Regions from separate parts of the Homo sapiens genome. Here region 2 is linked to region 1. A link is an interaction called in ENCODE POLR2A ChIA-PET data of the cell type or tissue named here. Cell type or tissue: IMR-90. All regions are shown on one strand. Links, peaks and the distances in the headings refer to the core of each region. The heading gives the core; the rest is flanking DNA. Region 1 has its middle 17 kb from the start of SMURF2. Region 2 has its middle 24 kb from the start of MIR6080.

Region 1 (8,494 bases), core at 2,307-7,306:
GTAAATTGTGCATGCACATGCCTTTGATGGGTATAAAAATTGCAGAAAATCTTTTCAAATCATTTTTATTCCCTTATGACTTCTAATTTATTTTCAGGAGAATTGTTCATGTTTTATCAAATCATTGTTTTAGGTATCTGTCTCAAATATAGTGACACCACCTGTTTTATACCAATAAAATTAATCCTTTCCCATAAATGATATTTAATATAACTGTCCAGTGAAATGCTATAACAGCAACTCATTCAATAGCATTTTCTAAGAAAATGTTTTTTGTTTGTGTGAGACAGGGTCTCACGCTGTTGCCCAGGCTGGAGTGCAGTGGCATGATCACGGGTCACTACAGCCTCAACCTTCCAGGCTCAAGCAATCCTACCTCCTCAGTTTCCTGAGTAGCTGAGACTACAGGCATATGGCAACATACTCCGCTGATTTTTTTTTTTTTTTTTTTTTTTGAGACAGGGCCTCACTATGTTGCCAGGCTGGTCTCAAACTCTTGGGCTCAAGCAGTCCTCCTGCCTTGGCCTCCCACAGCGCTGGGATTATAGGCGTGAGCTACTGCACCCAGCCGACCAAAAGTTTTAAACTTTTTCATTAATGTATTTTACTAATCACTTAAAGGTGTATTCTTTATGATAGCATCCGAGACCATAAGTGAAAATCTACACATGGTTATCAGAATATTTCAAAGCTTTTGTTTAAAACATTTTTCTGTTTTCCAGGGCTAATGTCAAAATTTGATGTGACTCTGCAAGAAAATGCTTACCATCTGTGGTTGGTATTTTTCTTCTGCTCCAGCCATTAATATATATTTTTACATACAAAAGTTGTTTCCAGTAATAAAAAATCTGTCTGAGGTAAGGTTATATTAATATTTGTACTCCTGCAAAGCTATTTTTGTAGTGTAAATTTCAAATTTAATACAGCTTATCCACCATAGAAGAGGCTAACATCAAGTGCTCAGCAATTTATACCACTGCTTAAAAGTTAACTTTCTTTCACTTTGAAAATATCACTAATTTGGCCAGGTGCGGTGGCGTATGCCTGTAATCCCAGCATTTTGGGAGGCCGAGGTGAGTAGATTGCTTGAGGCCAGGAGTTTGAGACCAGCCTGGCCAACATGGTGAAACCCCATCTCTACTAAAAATACAAAAATTAGCCAGGTGTGGTGGCAGGCACCTGTAATCCCAGCTACTCTGGAGGCTGAGGCAGGAGAATCGCTTGAACCTGGGAGGCGGAGGCTGCAGTGAGCCAAGACTGTACCACTGCACTCCAGCCTGGATAACAGAGTGAGACTTCATCACACACACACACACACACACACACAAAGAAAGAAATGAAAATGAAAAGACCTTACTGTAGTCTTTTTGTGTGTGTGTGTGTGACAGTCTCGGTGTGTCACCCAGGCTGGAGTGCAGGGGCGAGATCTCGGCTCCCTGCAACTTCCGATTCCCAGGTTCAAGCAATTCTCCTGCTTCAGCCTCCCAAGTAGCTGGGACTACAGGCGCCCACCACCACACCTGGCTAATTTTTTGTGTTTTTAGTAGAGACGGGGTTTCACTATGTTGGCCAGGCTGGTCTTGAACTCCTGACCTCATGATCTGCCCGCCTCGGCCTCCCAAAGTGCTGGGATTACAGGTGTGAGCCACTGTGACTGGCCTGTAGTCTTAAAGTGGCTTTCTCAGCTGCCAACTCTAGGACCTCTCAACTCAGCTCCTCGTGTCTAGTTCAATCTCCCAGTGTCCCCATCTCATGTTTTAAGGAGAGAAAATTTCATTGGCTTTTTGGTCAGCCACACACGTTTGGCTCCGTCAGTGGAGGCCAAGCTCCCTTAGTACAAACACAGCTACCTGGGCTTATACCTGCTGTAAGGCAGTGGTTCTCAAGGTGGGTTCTCTGCACCAGTAGCATTAGAAATGTACATTCATGGGCCCCACCCCAACCTACAGAATCAGCATCTCCAGGGATGGAGCCTGGGACGCTGTATTAGAGCTACAGACGAGGGCAGATTTCCTCAGGAAGAGATGCGTGTAGGGACTACCTTCTTACCACCCTGAGAAGGCAGAAGGCAACTGGCATGGGGGAGCCCAGATCTGCAGAGACACAGGTAGGAAATGTGACCCTAGCTTCTGTGATTGGGTGATTGATTGGATGATTTCATCACCTTGATTTTGGACTTCTACCCTTCACTGCATCTGGCCCAGGTCTTTTCCAGTAGATAAATAAATGGTGAACTGAAGGCCAGGCATGGTGGCTCACGCCTGTAATCCCAGCACTTTGGCAGGTGAGGCAGGAGGACCAGTTGATGCCACAAGTTCGAGACCAATCAGGGCAACATCACAGGACCCTGTCTCAAAAAAAAAAAAAAAAAAAAAAAAAGGAAATGAATTCATAGAAAGAGACTGACAAAGCAGACAAACAGAGAGAAGCTAAGAAACTTCTCAACCCTCGAAAGGGAGACAAAGAGAGTGATTGACAGATTCCCTGCCAGTTCTCCTGGCTCAGGTGTACTTCTCACACTCCATTTCCAAGAGGTCCCCCAGTGAATAACCACCCTGTCCCTTACTTAAGCAAGTTTAAGTGGGCCCCTGTTCCTTGCATTTACTTTGTCTCCACTTGAAACCCCTTTTCCTTTTCAGATCTGTCCTAAGCTCATCCTCAGAGATCCTTGATTGTCTGTCTTGCTCCTGCCCATGTTTTCCCCAGAACTGGACTCTCACCTGGAACCCAGCCCACGGCTTGGATCCCACCACCCAGCTGCCACGCTTCTACAATCTAGAGCGGCGTAATACATATGGCTAGTGCGCACTTGAAACCTGGCTAGTGATGGGCTGCAAGTGTAAAATACACAGTGGATTTCAAAGACTCAGTATGGAGAAAAAAGCAAAATATCTTATTAATATTTTTTATATTGATGACACGTTAAAATAATATTTTGGATATACCTACATTGGGTTAAATAAAATATAATATTGGCCAGGCACAGTGGCTCACACCTGTAATCCCAGCACTTTGGGAGGCCTAGGGTGGATCACCTGAGGTTCGGAGTTCAAGACTAGCCTGGCCAACATGGTGAAATCCTGTCTCTACTAAAAATACAAAAAATTAGCCAGGTGTGGTGGTGGATGCCTGTAGTCCCAGCTACTCGGGAGGCTGAAGCATGAGAATCACTTGGACCTTAGAGGTGGAGGTTGCAGTGAGTCGAGATCTTGCCACTGCACTCCAGCCTGGGTGACAGAGTGCAGAGCAAGACTCTGTCTGAAAAAAAAAAAAAAAAAAAAAAAAAAATATATATATATATATATATATATATAGTATATATACAGTATATATAGTATATATACTGTATATATACTATATATATAGTATATATACTGTACATATACTATATATATAGTATATATAGTGTATATACACTGTATATGTATACACTGTATATATATACACTGTATATGTATACACTATATATACTGTATATATAGTGTATATATATATACTATATGTAGTAATTGAAGCTCATTTCATCTAGAAAATTTGAAATTACAAATATGGCTCTCATTGTATGTCTTTTGGACTGTGGTGACCTAGAGGTAATGACTATTCACGTATGTACCTCCAGAATATTTGACATAAGCTGGATTTGCCACTGGCTAGCTCTGCACTCCGCCCAACATCGGACTTTGCCTACCTCACCCCTCAGGCCTTACCTTACCCACCCAGCTCTCTAATTAATTTCTATGGCGAGGTCAGTTCAACAGCAACTATCTCACCCTGGTGAGAATGAAACAATCTAGTGTTAAGATTTTCTTTCAGCCCCTACCACACCTACCTGGTTTTGCCTTACATTGACCATCGTTCCTGTGCCTAAGTCTTAAAACTAGACAGAGATTGTACAGCAGATTCATGTGTGCAGTAGAGAGGTGGGCTAGATGACCTCTGTTATGGGTTAAATTGTGACCTCCAAAAAGATATGTGGAAGTCCTAATCCCTGGTACCTGTGAATGTGACATTATTTGGAAATGGGCCCTTTGGAGATGTAATCAAGTTGAGATGAGGCTTTAGAGTGAGTCCTAATTCAATATGACTGCATTCTTTTTCGTTGTTTTTTTGACAGAGTCTCACCCCATTGTCCAGGCTGGAGTGCAGTGGTGCAATCTTGGCTCATTGCAACCTCCGCCTCCTGGGTTCAAGCAATTCTCCTGCCACAGCCTCCCAAGTAGCTGGGATTACAGGTGCCCACCACCACACCCAGCTAATTTTTGTATTTTTGGTAGAGACAGGGTTTCACCATGTTGGCCAGGCTGGTCTCAAACTCCTGGCCTCAAGTGATCTGCCTGCCTTGGCCTCCCAAAGTGTTGGGATTACAGGCGTGAGCCACCGTGCCTGGCCCTGTGTCGTTTTAAGAAGAGAAACATTCCATGTGAAGACAGAGACACACAGGAGGAATGCCATGTAATGACAGAGGCAGAGATTGGAGTGAAGCAGCTGCAAACTGAATATTAAGGATTGCCAGCCACCACCAGAAGCCAGGAAGAGGCAACCTAAGATTCTACCCAAAGTCTCAGAGGGAGCGTGGCCCTGCTGACACCTTGATTTTGGACTTCTATCCTTCAGAACTGTATTGTTTTGTGTTTTAAACCACCCAATTTGTGGTACTTTGTCTCAGGAGCCCTGGGAAATGAATACTTCTAAGTCTCTTCCATACTTTATCACATACGATACAGATAACAAAACACATTCTGCAACAGGTTTTCATTTTTTGTTGCATTTATAATGCTGCACTTTTTTAAAAATAGAAAATCATGTAAATCTAGACCATTTTATGCACCCATTTTAAGTATACACACTAGTCTGTTATATTGTGAATTCTGAGATAAAAGAGAATGTAATTTGAAGAGATTGCATATTTTCCAAAGCCAATTTGGTGATTTAAGCATGGAAGTATTACAATTAAATGTTTGAAAAGTTATCTATGCATGTTTTGCTGTAAGACGATAGCATGAAGCAACACATCTTTTCAGGATGAGGTAGCAGCTCCAGCCCCGGGGGAAGGGAGCCGGGGCATCACTCGACTGCAACTACTTTGGACGACTGAGCAACATGAACAGGCTCAAAAAAAAAGTCATATCCAATCATCCTCAAAATACGAACTGTAGTAGCTACAACACAATTCTCTAAGGGCGAGATGGGCGGAGAAGTGGAAATATTTGTACGATGCAGTCTTTATGGGTAATGCAGAGAATATGGGCCAGAATGAGATCAACATGACTCATAAGCCTGTGGGTCAATGTCAAACCATTGCTTAAAATTCCTCAATGGCTGCTCATTGCCCTCAGGACCCAGTCCAGAGAGCTTTGTGTGGCATTTCCAGCATTGCCGGGCCCCTGCCCACCTCCAGCCTTATTTCCTCCTTCTCTGCCCTGCCTGTACCAAAGAACTCAAGACTCTCATCTTTCAGGTTCCTTTTGTCTCATGGAGCTCAGTTTCTCCTCTCACCTTCAGTCAGTAAGTAGGCACCTGCTTTCCCATCTGTCTGGCCTATCCAAACAGGAAAGCATATAATATGAGTATTTTACATCGTGTAATTGACTACTTGATCGATTCATAAATTATATTGTGGTGTGAATGTGTCTGATAATATATTACTTAGAGTTTTGTCATTTTCGTTAATTTTTTTTTTTTTTTTTTTTTTGAGACAGAGTGTCACTGTGTTGCCCAGGATGGAGTGGAGTGGTGCAATCTTGGCTCACTGCAACCTCTGCCTCCTGGGCTCAAGGGATTCTCCTGCCTCAGCCTCCCAAGTAGCTGGGATTACAGGTACCTGCCACCATGCCTGGCTGATTTTTGTGTGTGTTTTTTTTTTTTAGTTGAGTCAGGGTTTCACTATATTGGCCAGGCTGGTCTCAAACTCTTGACCTCAGGTGATCCACCCACCTCAGCCTCCCAAAGTGCTGTGATTACAGGCATGAGCCACCGTGCCTGGCCTCATTCATTTTAATTAATGATATAATTTTAAATGGGAGAACCACCAGAGATCATCTACCATGTTCACCTCCCTCTGGATGAAGAAAATTAGGCTATTTTTTTTTTAACATCTTAAAAGACAGTCAGGGCCGGAGCCGGGCGTGGTGGTGGGCAACCGGAAGTCCCAGCTACTCGGGAGGCTGAGGCACGAGAATGGCATGAACCCGGGAGGCGGAGCTTGCGGTGAGCAGAGATAGTGCCACTGCACTCCAACCTGGGCGACAAAGCAAGACTCTGTCTCATTAAAAAAAAAAAAAAAAAAAAAAAAAAAAAAAAAAAAAGACAGGGCCAGGTGCGGTGGCTCTCGCCTGTAATCCCAGCATTTTGGAAGGCCGAGGCAGGTGGATCACCTGAGGTCAGGAGTTCAAGACCACCCTGGCCAAAATGGGGAAAACCCATCTCTACTAAAAATACAAAAATTAGCCAGGCATGGTGATGTATGCCTGTAATCCCAGCTACTGGGGAGGCTGAGGCAGGAGAATTGCTTAAACCTGAAAGGTGGAGGTTGCAGTGAGCCAAGATCGTGCCACTGCACTTTGGCCTGGGCAACAGAGTAACACTCCATCTCAAGAAAAAAAAAAAAAAGCCGGGCGCGGTGGCTCATGCCTGTAATCCCAGCACTTTGGGAGGCCGAGATGGGCAGATCACGAGATCAGGAGATCGAGACCATCCTGGCTAACACAGTGAAACCCCGTCTCTACTAAAAATACCAAAAAAAAAAAAAAAATTAGCCAGGCATGGTGGCGGGCGCCTGTAGTTCCAGCTACTCGGGAGGCTGAGGCAGGAGAATGGCGTGAACCCGGGAGGTGGAGCTTGCAGTGAGCCGAGATCGTGCCACTGCATTCCAGCCTGGGTGACACAGCGAGACTCCATCTCAAAAAAACAAAAACAAAAACAAAAAAACAGTCAGGGCCGGGCATGGTGGCTCATGCCTGTAATCCCAGCACTTTGGGAAGCTGAGACGTGTGGTCAGGAGTTTGAGACCAGCCTGGCTGAAATGGAGAAACCCCGTCTCTACTAAAAATACAAAAATTAGCTGGGAATGTTGGTGGGTGCCTGTAATCCCAACTACTCTGGAGGCTGAGGCACGAGAATCACTTGCACCTGGGAGGTGAAGGTTGCAGTGAGCAGAGATCGTGCCACTGCACTCCAGCCTGGGTGACAGAGTGAGACTCTGTCTCAAAAAAAAAAAAAAGAAAAGAAAAGACACTCAGAAGCCTCTTAGAGTGTGTATAATTGTGATAATCACAGACTCTGACAACAAAGTCAATTATTGGAATACATCCTCTTCATTAGTAGGGTCTTTAAGGTAGCACCCCCCACCAAATTCCAGATAAAAACTTCAGGCCTCCCCTGAGGTAAGGCTGGACTTCCCCAGGGCTTCTATCATGGGAGGCTCATCCCAATAAGACCAATGGCATGGAGGAAGTAAAGAAAAGACAAAGTGCTCTGTAAGCAACTGGGTACCAAGAGAAACTCTAAAATCCACAGTGGGGAAAGTTGTTCTATCTTTCCAAGGCCTGAGTGAACTAAGGGGCGGTGAGAGGTCAGAAGTATTCCATTAATTAATATCCTTGCACATGTAAGGAAACTTCAGGAGTTGAGTAAGAAGCAAACTTCCCCCTGCTGTTCACTAACGGCCGAATCAATGAATGTCAAGATCATTACAAAGCAATGTCATTTCATATTTTCCAAATGACAGAGGAGAATATTTAATTGCATCCATTATCTGGGAAAGCTGATACTGTTAACTGTGGAGAAATTTATGAAGCAAGAAGGGCCCTTTACCTACAGAGGTGCATAAACACACTCGGACTAGAATTTCTAGATTTCTAAGTAATTGTTTTTGGTATTAGACCCCCCAGTGGCCATTCCTTTATTAAAACTTGTCATTGTGTGTTTAAAATCCTATCCACTGAGTTGGTTTCAACCTTACTGGAAAGGAATTTATAAATAAATATCAAAGCACATGGTAAGGTTACATTCCTAGGAATCTATTCTAAGGAAATCATCAGAGGTCTGCCCAAAGACACTGATATGGTTTGGCTCTGTGTCCTCAACTAAATCTCGTCGCGAATTGTAATCCCCACGTGTGGAGGGAGAGAGGTGATTGGATCATGGGGGCTATTTTCCCCATGCTGTTCTCATGGTAGTGAGTGAATTCGCATGAGATCTGATGGTTTTATAAATGGCAGTTTTTCCTGCACTTACACTCTCTCCCGCCATCTTGTGAAGAAGGTGCCTGCTTCCCCTTCCGCCATAACTGTAACTTTCCTGAGGCCTCCACAGCCATGCAGACCTGTGAGTCAGTTAAACTTCCTTTGTTTATAAATTACCCACTCTCGGATACTATCTTTATAGCAGTGTGAGAACAGACTAATACAGACATATGCAAGGATATTCATCCAATACTGTTTACAAGGACAACAAAGTGAAAGCAATTTAAATGCACAAAAGGAGATTGGTTTTA
Region 2 (8,494 bases), core at 2,362-7,361, 78 kb after region 1:
AGTTTTTCTTTAAATTTTCAACTTTTAAGAGATACATAAATATCTATAGATGAAATAACAGATTTGCTTCAAAATAACTTAGGGGATTAGATGAAGGAAAGAAGAAATACTGGCCACATACTGACAAATTATTTATACACAGTGACAGATACACCAGCATCCATTATTGTAGGCTCAATTTTTTTTTTTTTTTTGAGACAGTTTCACTCTTGTCACCCAGGCTGGAGTGCAATGGCGTGATCTTGGCTCACTGCAACCTCCGCCTCCCAGGTTCAAGCAATTCTCCTGCCTCAGCCTCCTGAGTAGCTGGAATTACAGGCGCCTGCCACCACGCCCAGCTAATTTTTTTAATTTTTAGTAGAGACGGGGGTCTCATTATGTTGGCCAGGCTGGTCTTGAACTCCTGACCTCATGATCCACCCGCCTCGGCCTCCTCAAAGTGCTGGGATTACAGGCGTGAGCCAACATGCCCAGCCTGTAGGCTCAACTTCTATATGTAAAAATTTCTAGAATCCAAAGTTGATGAGAAGGGCTTACCTACCACCAATCACTACGGCAAAGTGCCATATGCTGGTATGCTTGGATCAGTTAGGGGTGGAACCAGAAGAAAAATATAATTAAGTCATTCAAAAAAAATTTTTTTTTGAGACAGAGTTTCACTCTTTCGCCCAGGCTGGAGTGAAGTGACGCAATCTTGGCTCACTGCAACCTCTGCCCCCCACCCAGAGTTCAAGCGATTCTCCTGCCTCAGCCTCCCAAGTAGCTGGGATTATAGGCGTCTGCCACCAGGCCTGGCTAATTTTTGTATTTTTAGTAGAGATAGGGTTTCACCATGTTGGCCAGGCTGGTCTCGAACTCCTGACCTCAGGTGGTCCACTCACCTCAGCCTCCCAAAGTGCTAGGATTACAGGCATGAGCCACTGTGCCCGGCCAAGTCATTCAAATTTAATGTCACCAAAATTCGGTATGAAATTGGGAAATTAAATCAACCAAGTAAACAGGTGTGATGAGTCCACATAAGCGCCTGACTCCGATTCAGTTCGCACCATCCACTTGTCATCTCTTTTATATCTTTTATAATGCCTGCCACATTTTTAATCAAAGGGGTGGCCACATAAACAGGCTTTCTGATTCTGTGGCTTACTAGTGAGTAAACTTACAGCTGCCCTCCCCCAAGTCTAAATAGTAAACCAATTATTATCAAGTCCAAATTCAAACAAAGCCACCTTGATAGGACTTACCTGAAAGATATTTGAAATGGCATCCAGGATAACCAGAATAATCTTGGTATCTTTTGCAGGTAAGAGGTTCATCAACGGTTCTATTATGCCACAGTGAACAAGGTACACAATCTGTTCAACTGTTCCACGGCCCATACAGCTTCCTTTTGTGTCTCAAAATCTGCCAATTAAACATAAGGAAATGGTTTTATTTCAGAACAGTTGCACAAATAAGATTCCAAGAGTACTTTTTCACAAAAACGGTGACTGAAAGTACCAAGGTTCTATTGATACAACCTTAAGTAAAGGGGTTACTGGGTATTGTTCAGCAAAGGACTCCTAGTAGAACCCAAGATTCTTGCACATGAAGAAGCTTATCAAGCACAGCTTTCTATAAATACTAAAAATGACTTGATTAAATCCTAAGACTTCGTTACCTTAGAGAGATCGCTGACAAGGAATGGGACTAATCCATGATTCACAACTTGCTGTATCTGGTCCTGGCGGCTGGCTGTGATGTTTGACATTGTCCACGTAGCTTCCTTCTGAATGTTAGTTTTGGGGTTGGTGAGCAGGCTGGGAAAGACGGCGAGTGCTCCTGCATCAATCACAACCTGAGTCTGTTCATCTGTACCAGTGACGATATTCCCTATGGCTCTTAGGGCAGGAGTCTGAAAAGGAAAAAATGTTGATGCTGGTTACCTTATATTTTTCTCAGCACTTCAGAAATTCTGTACTCCAAAAGTTTTAACAAGAGGCCCAACATGACCTGAAATAGGCAATATTTCAATATTGGTATCAACTGATTATGCTTTTTTTTTTGAGACAGGAGTCTTGCTCTTGTCACCCAGGCTGGAGTGCAATGGCGTGATCTTGGGTCACTGCAACCTCCGCCTCCCAGGTTCAAGCAATTCTCCTGCCTCGGCTTCCCGAGTAGCTGGGATTAAAGCGTGTGCCACCATGTCCGGCTAATTTCTTTGTATTTTTAGTAGAGATGGGTTTTCACATGTTGGCCAGGCTGGTCTCGAACTCCTTACCTCAGCTGATCCACCCGCCTCGGCCTCCCAAAGTGCTGGGATTACAGGCATGAGCTACTAAAAATTTAGACCTACATTTAATTTTGCCTGTTAAACATTCATTATTTTATATGTAGAACAGTTTCCAAACTCGATGTCAGGACTCACTGGAGTCTCAAGTTATGGAGTATCCAAGTGTTTCGTTGCTAAAAAAGGCAGCTTTGAATAATTTAAAAAATGAACTAGAAGGCCAGGCACAGTGGCTCACACCTGTAATCCTAGCACTTTGGGAGGCTCAGGAGGGAGGATGGGTTGAGCTCAGGAGTTCGAGACCAGTCTGAGCAACATAATGAGACCTCCCCTTCTACAAAAAATTAAAACAAAACAAAACAAAAATCCAGGCATGGTGGTGTGTGCCTATCACCATGCAAGACCTTCTCTCAAAAAAAAAAGAATCAGAGCAGACTGAAGATTATTCCTACATTAATCTCAATAACTTGCATTCAGATATACTTTGAGGGAGAAAGACATGAAGTTATAAGCAACATTCTGAGAATTTTGATATCTAATTTTATAATCTATATATTTCCATGGTTGAGTGTTGTTGCAAATATAAATGGGTTATGTGCGGCCAGGTGCAGTGGCTCACGCCTGTAATCCCAGCACTTTGGGAGGCCGAGGCGGTGGATCACCTGAGGTCAGACGTTCGAGACCAGACTGAGAAACATGGTGAAACCCCATCTCTACTAAAAATGCAAAAATTAGCCAGACGTGGTGGCGGGCCCCTGTAATCCCAGCTACTCGGGAGGATGTGGCAGGAGAATCGCTTGAATCCAGGAGGCAGAGGCTGCAGTGAGCCTAGATCGCACCACTGCACTCCAGCCTGGGCAAAAGAGCAAGACCTGTGCCCTGCCCCCCCAACAACAAAAAAATGTTTTATGTTGTGAATCAAAGTAGAAAGGAGGTTTGAGAGCCAATGCTACCCATAATTCAAAAAGCCAGTATCCCTGTCTCTCCAGGAGCTTGACACCTAACAGAAAATGTGACAAGTAGACAAACAGCATAAAACAAGTGGTAAATAGATGGGTTACATAGCATTTACTCCCAATTTTGGGTGCAGAATCAGGGCGCTAGAGAATCCTGAGAAAGGAGTGTCTTTCCTACGAGGCTAAGGAGTGCTATAAGAAGAAGATGAGCTTTGAGTATTAGTACCCTAGAAATAGAACACACGTAGTAGTCAATTGGAAAAAAAAAAAAGATAAATGTGGAGTGCTAAAGGGCTAAAGGAAGCATAACGTGGCTGGGTGCAGTGGCTCACACCTGTAATTGCAGCACTTTGGGAGGCCGAGGCGGGCAGATTACCTGACGTCAGGAGTTTGAAACCAGACTGGCCAACGTGGTGAAACCCTGTCTCTACTAAAAAAAAACAAAAATTAGTTGGGCGTGGTGGCGGCACCTGTAATCCCAGCTATTCGGGAGGTTGAGGCACGAGTATCACTTGAATCCAGGAGGCAGAGGTTACAGTGAGCCAAGATGGCGCCATTGCACTCCAGCCTTGGCAACAGCACGAGACTTTGTCTCAAAAAAAAAAAGGAAGCATATTGTGAGAAAAAGAAGTAGGAAAGTGCCCAGTTATCTTTGGAAGATGAAAGATAAATTTGAAAATCTAAGATAGGTCTACTTTGTGGAAGGCCTTCATGGAGTATGGATTATATTATTATTTTTTAGACAGAGTTTTGCACTTGTTGCCCAGGCTGGAGTGCAATGGTGCGATGGTGCGATCTTGGCTCACTGCAACCTCTGCCTCCCAGGTTCAAGCGATTCTCCTGCCTCAGCTTCCCAAGTAGCTGGGATTACAGGCACCCACCACCACCCCGAGCTAATTTTTTTTTATGTTTAGTAGAGACAGGTTTCACCATGTTGGCCAGGCTGGTCTCAAACTCCTGACCTCAGATTATCCACCCACCTCAGCCTCCCAAAGTGCTGGGATTACAGGCGCAAGCCACCGTGCCTGGCCAGAGTATGGATTTTTATTTTTAGAGACAGGGTCTTACTCTGTCATCCAGCATGGAGTGCAGTGGTACAATCATAGCTCACTGCAGCCTCAAAATCCTGGGCTCAAGTGATCCTTCTGCCTCAGCCTCCTGAATACCTAGGACTAAAGGCCTGTGCCACCATGCCCAGCTAACTTTTTATTTTTTGTAGAGACAAGGTCTTGCTATGTTGCCTAGTCTGGGCTCAAACTCCTGGCCTCCAGTGATCCTCCTATTTCAGCTTCCCAAAGTGCTGGAATTATAGGCGTGAACCATCATGCCCAGCGGAGTATGGATTTTTTATTTTTATTTTTTTTCTTGAGACAGAGTTTCACTCTTGCTGCGCAGGCTAGAGTGTAATGGCAAGGTCTTGGCTCACTGCAACCTCTGCCTCACAGGTTCATGCAATTTGGAGTATGGATTTTAAGGAGAGAAAAAACACGTCTAAAGCAGTACTTTAGGAAAAAATTCAGAAAAATAGCATTTGGCACAGAAAGAAGGAAACGATAAATTAGGAGGCTACTGTAAATATTTCAGGAGGAAAGACCTGAACAAAGCTGGTGACAAATACAAAAAAACACAGAATACCAAAAAAGACAGAAATAAACCAAATGGGCTGGGTGTGGTGGCTCATGCCTGTAATCCCAGCACTTTGGGAGGCCCAGGTGGGTGGATAACAAGGTCAGGAGTACAAGACCAGCCTGGCCAACATGGCGAAACCCTGGCTCTACTAAAAATACAAAAATTAACCAAGCGTGGTGGTCTGTACCTGTAATCCCAGCTACTCGGGAGGCTGAGGCAGGAGAATTGCTTGAAACTAGGAGGCGAAGGTTGCAGTGAGCTGAGATTGTACCACTACACTCCAGCCTGGGCGACAGAGCAAGACTCCATGTGGGAAAAAGCAAAAAGAAATAAACCAGAAACTGGTTGGCTCTGGACACACTGGTCAGGTCAAGGTACCCAGCTAGTAGCTAGAAATGCAGGGAAGTCTGAAGGAAGGTCAGAGTTAAAGGAAGATCCTAAATCAGCTTCAGTGGATTATGGAAGGCAGGAAAGAAGATAATTAGTAATTGCAAACAGAGAAAAAGATCTTCACAGATAGTTAAAACCATAAGACTAGAAATGTTAAGTTTACTTGAATTTCTAAGAAAAGTCCCTACTGATTTTCTGGATTTCATGTAACTCATAATCTAAAATATATTTTTTTACCTGGTTGTTGCAGTTTTCCTGCAGCGGAGAAGTAGCATCATCAGGAAATGAGCTTACATTTCTCCTCTTCAGCATCTGGTCATCCTTCTTAGCTTTCCTCAGCTCCACATTGACCTCTATTCTGTGACGCCTCGTTTCCTTGAGAAAAGATAACATGCTGTTTCACCTACCACATCAGTTTTTGTTGCTAAGTGAGGACATTTTTAAAAAGATCCCTAAGTTTTCATCCCTTTCCAAATGTCTTCCCATTTAAATAACACCATAAGAAAGCAACAGAAGGTACTCACTGTACTGTCCTTTCCCTTGTTCTTAGATCTGTGAAGATGGGCAGCTTGTGTATTAGCATTCTCATTGGTGGACATGGTTATGAGACAAAGGGAGAAAGCTAAAAGATGGGGGAAGAGAAAAATATTTCCTTTATCGTTTTCCTTTGTCAATAATAGTACCAAATAAGAACTGAATTATCAAGCATCTACTGAATCCACACCTGTGCACTAGAGGGATATCATCATGTTTTCAGCACTATGGAATAGTTTTAGCCAACGGATAACTGTCCCCCTTCCATCTGAAGGGCTGAGACTTCCTAGAGCAGGGCTGTCCATCAGAAATAGAATGCAAGCTATATAAATTGAAACTTCCTAGTAGTCATTTTTGTTTTGTTTTGTTTTGAGATGGAGTCTCACTCTATCGCCCAGGCTGGAGAGCAGTGGTGCAATCTCAGCTCACTGCAACTTCTGCATCCCAGATTCAAGTGATTCTCCTCCCTCAGCCTCCCAAGTAGCTGGGACTACAGGCGTGTGCCACCATACCTGGCTAAGTTTTGTATTTTTAGTAGAGATGGGGTTGCGCCATGTTGGCCAGGTCGGTCTCAAACTCCTGACCTCAGGTGATCCACCCACCTCGGCCTCCCAAAGTGCTGGGATTATAGGCGTGAGCCACCACATGCAGCCAAAAAAAATTCAAAATTAAAAAAACCCAATAAATAATAATGAACTTAGACAAAAATACCTTCTTGGCATCTAATGAGATGATCAAAAGGTTTCCTTTCTTTAACTTTTTTCTTTTTGAGAGTGTCTTGCGCTGTTGCCCAGGCTAGAGTGCAGTGGTGCGATCTCAGCTCATTGCAACCTCTGCCTCCTGGGTTCAAGCGATTCTCCTGCCTCAGCCTCCTAGCAGCTAGGACTACAGGCATGTACCACTGTGCCCCACTAATTTTTGTATTTTTAGTAGAGATGGGGTTTCACCATGTTGGCCAAGCTGGTCTTAAACTCCTGGGCTCAAGTGATCCACTCGCCTTGGCCTCCCAAAGTGCTGGGATTACAGGCATGAGCCACCACATCCAGCCTTTCTTTGACTTCCTAAAATAGTATGGTATTAGTAATCTCCTAGTATTGGAGATTGGTGTCTAAGGTGAAGCCAATTCAGCCATGGTTTCTTATTCTTTAAATTTACTCCTGAATAGATCTGCATACCAATATTTTGAGATTTCTTATAGACACACCTATTTGCTATTAATTATTAATAATAAATATTAATAAAGGAGACAGGGCCATAATTTTTAATTTGTCTATTTCTATTTATCAAGTTTTCTAACAGTTTCACACTAACAGAAACAATAATCTGTAAAATTTCCTCCTTTTTCTATTCTGGCAGAAAAGTTTAAATGGAACTATCTGGTTCCCAAAATTTAAGAAAAACCTTATGAAATCATTTGGTCCTGCCATCACCTTAATGACAGGTGCAGTGATAAACAACCAGAAATCCTTTTCCTGCCTAAGAGTGTGGCTTCTGACCTATTAAGGACTGAGATGACTGTGGCATCCTTCTCAACCCTTCCCCCCACCCAAAGGGAGCTCGGTGGGTCCCTTTCTGTGGCTGTGGGGATGGAAGGTGGGGCACGATGAGTTGGGGCCTTCTATTCCACCATCTTGCTCCACTCCTTCTAGGTGGACCCCTTTCATTGTAGATGTAGGAAACCTGAATACTATGTTAGTAGACCCTGTGAAGGCTTTAAAATTCCAAGTTCTAGTAAAAGAGAATCAGAAATGTTGGTTAGTATGTCTCTTTTTTTATTCTTGATATTGGTTATTTGTGCTGTATTATTTCCCCCCCTTGATAATCTTATCAGAGGCTTGTAAAACATAATGGGATCTAAAGTATGTTTGTTTTCTATTTCATCACATTTGGTCATCTTTAATATTTTCTTTCTTTAGGCTGGCTCCTTGAGATGTACCCCTAGCTAATTAATTTGCAGTTTTTCTTTTCTAACATAAGCATTAAAGGCTAGCAACTTCTCCTAGGAAGTCTTTAACTGCATCTCACAAATTTCAATATATGTAGTACTTTCATGAACATCCAGATCAAAATGTTTTCTGGTTTTCATTATGATTTACATTTGAGCACTTCTTATTTATTTAGAAGTGTATTTCTTATGTTTCAAGCATATAGCCCTTGCATTTCTTTAAAATTTTACAAATGTCTGTATCCCTAAACAATACTGTAACATTGTGTTATCACACATGCTTTTAAACGCTACACAAATGTATGTAGTATATACATTTATCCTTATGTATTTTTAGTGATGGAACTGTTTTCTTTTTTTTTTAATTTTTATTTTATTTTAGATTCAAGGGGTCTATGTGCACTGGGGGAACCGGGTTTCTAGTTACTCATTACCCGTAGAGTAAACACTGTACCCAACAGGTAATTTTTCAACCCTTATGCCCCTCCCAGCCTCTCCAAATGTTTTCCTTCTATTGTAAACTTACGAGATTCAATCTCGACACTTGTTGCTCTAGTGTGTTTTTCACTGCTATGTAACAGTCCATTATGAAATGATGACACAATTTAAACATGCCTGATTATGAGTACTTAGGAATTGTTTCCAAATTTCACCATTATGAAATAATATTATAAGGAATACCCTGTTACAATGTCTTCTCATGTACACAGGGTAAAAGTTTCTCTACCATATCGAGAAGGAGTCAAATTGCATTTTTAACTTTGGTTTTGTCAA

The links. Peaks named below come from ENCODE experiments on the same cell type or tissue, not always from the same donor. Only the 100,000 strongest peaks of a DNase experiment are listed, where the experiment ranks them.
Region 2: POLR2A ChIA-PET joins it to region 1 with 5 read pairs; 6 of 35 experiments call an interaction of 5 or more read pairs at or near these places.

What each region holds. Positions count from the first base shown.
Region 1 is chr17:64,674,760-64,683,253 of GRCh38, forward strand. No RefSeq gene overlaps it. Among named protein-coding and RNA genes, the nearest start is that of SMURF2, 17 kb to the left of the region's middle. In IMR-90, for the core only: no CTCF peak of the experiment used is centred there; a DNase peak (open chromatin) is centred at 5,162; H3K4me3 peaks cover 298 bases; H3K27ac peaks cover 3,970 bases.
Region 2 is chr17:64,752,764-64,761,257 of GRCh38, forward strand. It overlaps the pseudogene ARHGAP27P1-BPTFP1-KPNA2P3 and the pseudogene KPNA2P3. Among named protein-coding and RNA genes, the nearest start is that of MIR6080, 24 kb to the right of the region's middle. RefSeq lists a silencer at 6,336-6,548. In IMR-90, for the core only: no CTCF peak of the experiment used is centred there; no DNase peak of the experiment used is centred there.